Linked DNA regions of Mus musculus: region 2 is linked to region 1. A link is a loop called in an ENCODE intact Hi-C map of the cell type or tissue named here. Cell type or tissue: heart. All regions are shown on one strand. Links, peaks and the distances in the headings refer to the core of each region. The heading gives the core; the rest is flanking DNA.

Evidence for each region. Peaks named below come from ENCODE experiments on the same cell type or tissue, not always from the same donor. Only the 100,000 strongest peaks of a DNase experiment are listed, where the experiment ranks them.
Region 2: a loop joins it to region 1, with 4 times the contacts of the local background. A loop is called at or near these places in 3 of 42 quality-filtered maps.

What each region holds. Positions count from the first base shown.
Region 1 is chrX:20,960,606-20,963,422 of GRCm38, reverse strand. Uxt (ubiquitously expressed prefoldin like chaperone) reads left to right here and starts at 1,445. Exons shown (of 7, transcript NM_013840.3): 1 at 1,445-1,489; 2 at 1,637-1,743. The coding sequence starts at 1,646. It overlaps A230072C01Rik (RIKEN cDNA A230072C01 gene), which reads right to left and starts at 1,747. Exons shown (of 6, transcript NR_027445.1): 1 at 1,711-1,747; 2 at 1,445-1,573; 3 at 766-886. In heart, for the core only: a CTCF peak has its summit at 1,231; DNase peaks (open chromatin) are centred at 1,382 and 1,772; H3K4me3 peaks cover 2,037 bases; H3K27ac peaks cover 1,374 bases.
Region 2 is chrX:21,060,339-21,063,155 of GRCm38, reverse strand. Zfp182 (zinc finger protein 182) reads left to right here and starts at 1,118. Exons shown (of 5, transcript NM_001013387.2): 1 at 1,118-1,262; 2 at 2,628-2,653. The coding sequence starts at 2,639. In heart, for the core only: a CTCF peak has its summit at 1,474; a DNase peak (open chromatin) is centred at 1,065; H3K4me3 peaks cover 1,348 bases; H3K27ac peaks cover 995 bases.

The sequences.
Region 1 (2,817 bases), core at 184-2,683:
GGAACAGCAGTAACCTACAAGCCGCCGTGCAGAGTGAACTCAGGCTGTCAGACTGGTTAGCACCGTTTAACCAGTGAGCCATTTGGATAACCTAAAAGTATCTTTTAAATTAAAGAAAAATTACATGAAATATGTTAATAAACTTAACAGACCCAACTCTAGTCTATCTAAACTGTTCTCCTTAGCAAATAAAGATTAACTAATATTATATAGCTTCCTAATATCTGCTTTAAGCACATCAAATTTACTTTTAAATACATGTAACATCAAATTTTGGTTTTGGTTTGGGGGACAAGGTTTCTCTGTAGCCCTCATCATGGACTGCATGCCACCAAGCAGAAATTCATTCAAGATAAATTTCTTAAAATTTGTCTCCATTTAAACATTTTTATGTGCTCTTATTCATTCCCTTTATGGAGGGTGAAAACCAAACAATGTGTGCAACATATATTTTTTTCAAACAGATCCCCACAGGATATACTGCCTTCCTTATAGATTAGTACCATAATCCTTGCTGGTCTATAGGCACTCTTGTGCTTTTAAAATTATTAAATGCTTAAGTGGTCTCAGTGAGTTCTTTTGGTTTTGATTTGGTTTGTTTGTTTTAAAGAGAATATGAAATTGGAGGAAAATGTGGTAGGAGGAGTCTAGGAGGAGTTGGAGGGAAAAGGGAGTGGAGATGATGAAAATATATTGCATACATCTATGAAACTCTCAAAGAATAGAAATGTTTCTAAAAGAAAAAAATAGGGACTATATAGATACCTCAGTAGTTAAGAGCACTGGCCAGTCTTATAGAGGACCCAGGTTCGATTCCCATTACCCACATGGTGCACACAAACTGTTGGTTGCTCCAGTTCCAGGGAATCCCACAACTTCTTCTGGCCTTTGTGGGCAATGCACGCATGTAGTCCATAAACATGCAGACAAAACACATAAAATAGGAAAACAAATGTAAGAGTAAGGAGGGGGGAATACAGAAATGGCTCATCAGTTAAAAACACATAAAACTTGCAGAGAATGTAAACTCCATTATCAGCACCCACATCATGGTAGCTCACAACTGCCTATAAGTTCAGTACCAACGCGCGCGCGCACACACACACACACTTCAAATTACTAATTATAAACACTTAACTCCCTCTCCCTACCTTCCTGTAAGTCCACCCTCCCTCAGAACCCGCCAAATCTCATTGAACGTCACCCAAACCAGTCTCCCGCCAGCTCGCGACGATCCGCCTGCTGGCAGACCGCGGCGTGCCAGGCCCATCTAGATCCATAGGATCCTGCTACCTCCAAGGATTCACTCAGGCCCCGCCTGCAGCCCTTCCCCTAAGTGCATCTTCCCACACGCCGGACCGCCCCTCCCATCGATTTGGTTGGCTCCCTTGCTGGAAATTACATCATCCATCCGCGCCACCCGGAAGCCGCGGCTCATACTAACAGTTATTGCCGGTGGCCCTACGGTAAACGCCGTACTCCTGTACCGGTGAGTGAACGAGTTCCAAAATCGGGTTGGGCAGAAGCAACTCCGTAGCTCGAGCCGAAAGAAGTCATCCCCAACGTTGAGTGGCTGGAGAGAATTTTGTGAAGTTTAAATAGAGCGCTCAACGTGCCCCCCCCTTTACTCCCCCAGGTGCCCGTCATGGCGACGCCCCCGAAACGGCGGGCCTTGGATACGGTGGGGGAGAAAGTGCTGCGGTACGAGACCTTTATCAGTGACGTACTGCAGCGAGACTTGCAGTGAGTGACAACGTGGGAGGCGTGACGTTTGAGAAATTTCACGTGGTGGGTGGGACAGAATGCCGACCAAACTTTCGGATTGGCCGCCCAGACTTCTGGGAATAGGGTTGACTTCTGGGCTGAGATGTGGTTGGAACTTGTCCCTTTAGCAGAGCTCTGACCTTGTTTGTTGGTTTAAAATAGTCATTCCGAACACAGGGTGTTTCTGACTAGGCCATTTAACCAATATTTATGAACAAGTTGTACCTTACTTCACCTTTGTGAACTTTATTCATCTGTGAAATGGAAAAGTTTATTAGGCCTTCTTAACGTGGTGTTTGAGTTTTAAATGTGTCAACTCCGGCACTTGGGAGCCAGAAGCAGGAGGATCTTTGTAAAGCTGAGAACCAGTCTGGGCTACAGACTAACTTTCTCAAAGGGAGAAAAAAATAGAATAAAGCCAGGCTCAAGCTCCATGGTGTGTGCCACTTCTAGTGGAGAGATGGGAAAATTCACTTGTTTAGCCAGGATTACAAGCCAGCCTTGAAAATAGAACAATATTCTATTTTAAAAAAAATCCAGTGTGGTGACACAGGCCTGCAATTGCTGTACTTGGGATAGTGTCAGGAGCAGGATGACCCAGAGTTGAAGGTGATCTTCACCTACATTCGAGGTTGTGTATAGCCTGGGCTTTGAGATTATGTCTCAAAACAAGCAAACTAGGGCCAGCAAGATGGCTTGCCTCCAACCCCATGCCCTAAGTTAGATCTCTGGGACCCACATGGTGGAAGAAAGAAAGACTCCCAAAAACCTGACCTCTGACCTCCAGGTATGTATCATGGCACCCATACATGTACACAAAATAAACACATAAATGCAAGTAAGAACACATTTTAAAAATGCAGATAAACCCCACTATTATTATATTGAGGCTGAGAGGAAAGAATTGTTTGGTGTGTTTACAAATTCAATACTTAGCCTGAGAAACTCAGATATTGTCTTGGGTAATAAAACAAATAACCTAAATAGTTGTTTTAGGAAAGGAATTTGACCCCAGTGCCTGAAATACACTAAAGACTCAACAACTGGATGATT
Region 2 (2,817 bases), core at 191-2,690, 100 kb before region 1:
TCTACAGAGTGAGTTCCAAGAAGGACAGCCAGGACTACACAGAAAAACCCTGTCTCGAAAAACAACAAAACAAAACAAAGCTGTGGTAAAAACTCCCAACTAAGCCATTTCGAGGTTGTGCTGCCACCTGCTGCAGCCATCACTTGCCACCAAACAGGGAGAAAAAAAAAATTGCCAAAGACCAGTGACTGAAAATCTTTTACCCTGCCCACTAATCCTGTCTGGGAAAAGGCCCCCAGCCAGCTGTTGGGTAACACGAAGAGGTGAGGGTTTTATTTGGGCTATCCTGCACCATTTTAAAAGAATAGTTTTTTATTGAATACACTGCAGGGGTGCAGTGAAGTGGGCGGTAACTAACTGCTTGTAGATTTATATGTAATTTTAAGCTCGGTATACAATGTTAGGTTGCTCCGTCTGTTTTAATAAATAAAATATGATGCCCTGTCTCTGGTTTAGAAAGTCCTATACCATGTAGTCAATAACCACACCTTCTCATTCCCAGCACAATGACTGCTTTCTCTGGAAAGGTGAAGGCATTGTCAGCCACCACTTAAAACACTACTTTTCCCACTGTGTGGCCCTCTATGGCAGTAAATTCTTAAGTTTGTTGTTTGAATTGTCTTATGGTCCTTTAGATACTAAAATGCAAACTCCCAGTACTAGACAAAAGGATGGAGCCAAGGCTTTTCCCTAAACTGGTATTCAAATCACTTAAAGAGGTCGCAGGCCTGCATTGTCTTGTTAATTACACCTGTACCCTGTGGCTACTCTCTGAATTCACCACAGGAATTCGTCCTTGTTTTAATAATTTTCTTAATTGGACCCTCCCATTTTCTGCTGTATCAAAAAAAAATGGCGCCTGACGTCCTTAGAAACTGCTAATTTCTGCAAAACAAACACCAGCTTTGTCAGGAGACTCGGGAGTATAAAAGAAACAGTGGATGCCGTTTGTTTTTTTTGTTTTTTGTTTTTTTTTTCCTAATCGGTGACATCACCGACGCGGCCCACTACCCTCTGCGCCTGCGTTGAGCCTGGTCGCCTTTGCGCGCCATGTTGACTATTGGCGGATGCTGTCTCAAAGGCAAACCTGAGCATGCGTAGAACAAACCGCTGTCCTAAGTTTAGGCGACAGAGACAGCTAGTTGGTCCGATGCGGAAGTGCTTTTCCAGGCCGTTTACGGAAAGGTCTACTCAACACCCTGCAAAAAATCTGGTTGAGTAAAGATGAGGGTCTGTGTTAGACTGGGGTCGCGAGCTGAGTGGTGGGTAGTTCTAAGTGGAGGGAGGTTCGGGTATGTCATTGATGCGAGAGACTGGGAGATGGGATGATGGGGGCTTGAGAGATGAGTAAACGGGGGTCTGCGGACTTAATAGTGGACAAAGTTATGAGGCTAGTTAGGATTAAGTGAGTCGTACTAAACTTTAGCTTTTACACATTTTCTAGCACAGTGATCCCCTCTTTAGATGCGCCCCCTTGTTTCCGTCTTCCAGTGTACAGCTCGCAGGAATCATGGGGAAGAGTGCTGGATTAAATCAGCATTTAAAGACTTCTTTACAGCACCTGAGCTAAACAGCCCCAGTGAGGGAGGTGAGAGAAAAAGGAAAACAAGCAGACAAAAAACGTCATCTGTAGAGCCTTAGCGGCCTTTGGACATTTGGAGGTCTGAGGAGGGATAGACAGGTACCATTTGAATAATAGGTAGAGGCTTATGTTTTAGAGTGTAATAAATAGCATTTGAGTTAAGAATTAACTTGAGGCCGGGCGGTGGTGGCACACGCCTTTAATCCCAGCGCTTGGGAGGCAGAGGCAGGTGGATTTCTGAGTTCGAAGCCAGCCTGGTCTACAGAGTGAGTTCCAGGACAGCTAGGAGAAACCCTGTCTCGAAAAACCTAAATAAATAAAGAAATAAAGAATTAACTTGAAAATAGAGAAGAAAATAGGAGCTAATTTTCCCTTATTTAAATGTCCATTCTTAGACATTCAAGAGCTATATATCACTTAATAGTTAACATTTAATTTATATATTTAAAATGTATGCCTGCAGTTTTATATATCTTATTTAGAAATTTAATTTGGCTTAAGATATTTTTCTGAAACAGTTTTCTAAACTTTGAGTTACAAAATATGTAGATAATACGTGTGTAGTTCCATACATTTTTTAACAACTATAGAGCATTTCATCCTGAATTTCTATTTATTATCATATTACACATTTTCTATGATTGCTTTAGTTTGGCATTATTAAAATCTGTTCTATGTATCTCAGTGGTATAGTACTGGCTTAGCATGCACAGAGCCCTAGGAATAGATTCTATCAGTACTACAAGGAATTGTTGCTGCTGATGTGGTGGCACACTCCATTAATTCTAGTACTTGGGAGTTAAAAGCCAGCCAGGGCTACACAGAGAGATCCTGTCTCAAAACAAAACAAAACAAAAAACAAACAAGCAAACAAAAACCAAACAAAACAAAAAACTTAGAGTTGTCCATACTCTTCCAGAGAGTGGCCTCGCATGTGAAGAGATTTCTGGGCAGATGATTCTGAGTACTGCAAAGCTAATGGTTTCTACTGTTATATTCTACTCTACTCATTCTAGCTCAGCTTTCATACATTTGTTTTCTCAAGAAAAGCAGGAAATGGCCAAACCCCAGGTAAGTATGTGGTCTATCTGTTTCTATATTTTATCATAGATGTGATGCGATATTTAGGCATCAGCACTGCAAAATAGGAAACTATAAATTACTGAGATCAGTGAAAATGAAAAATAGTCAATTAAGGTCAAGTTAGATAGCTGATGCATTGACTAAGGAAGGGT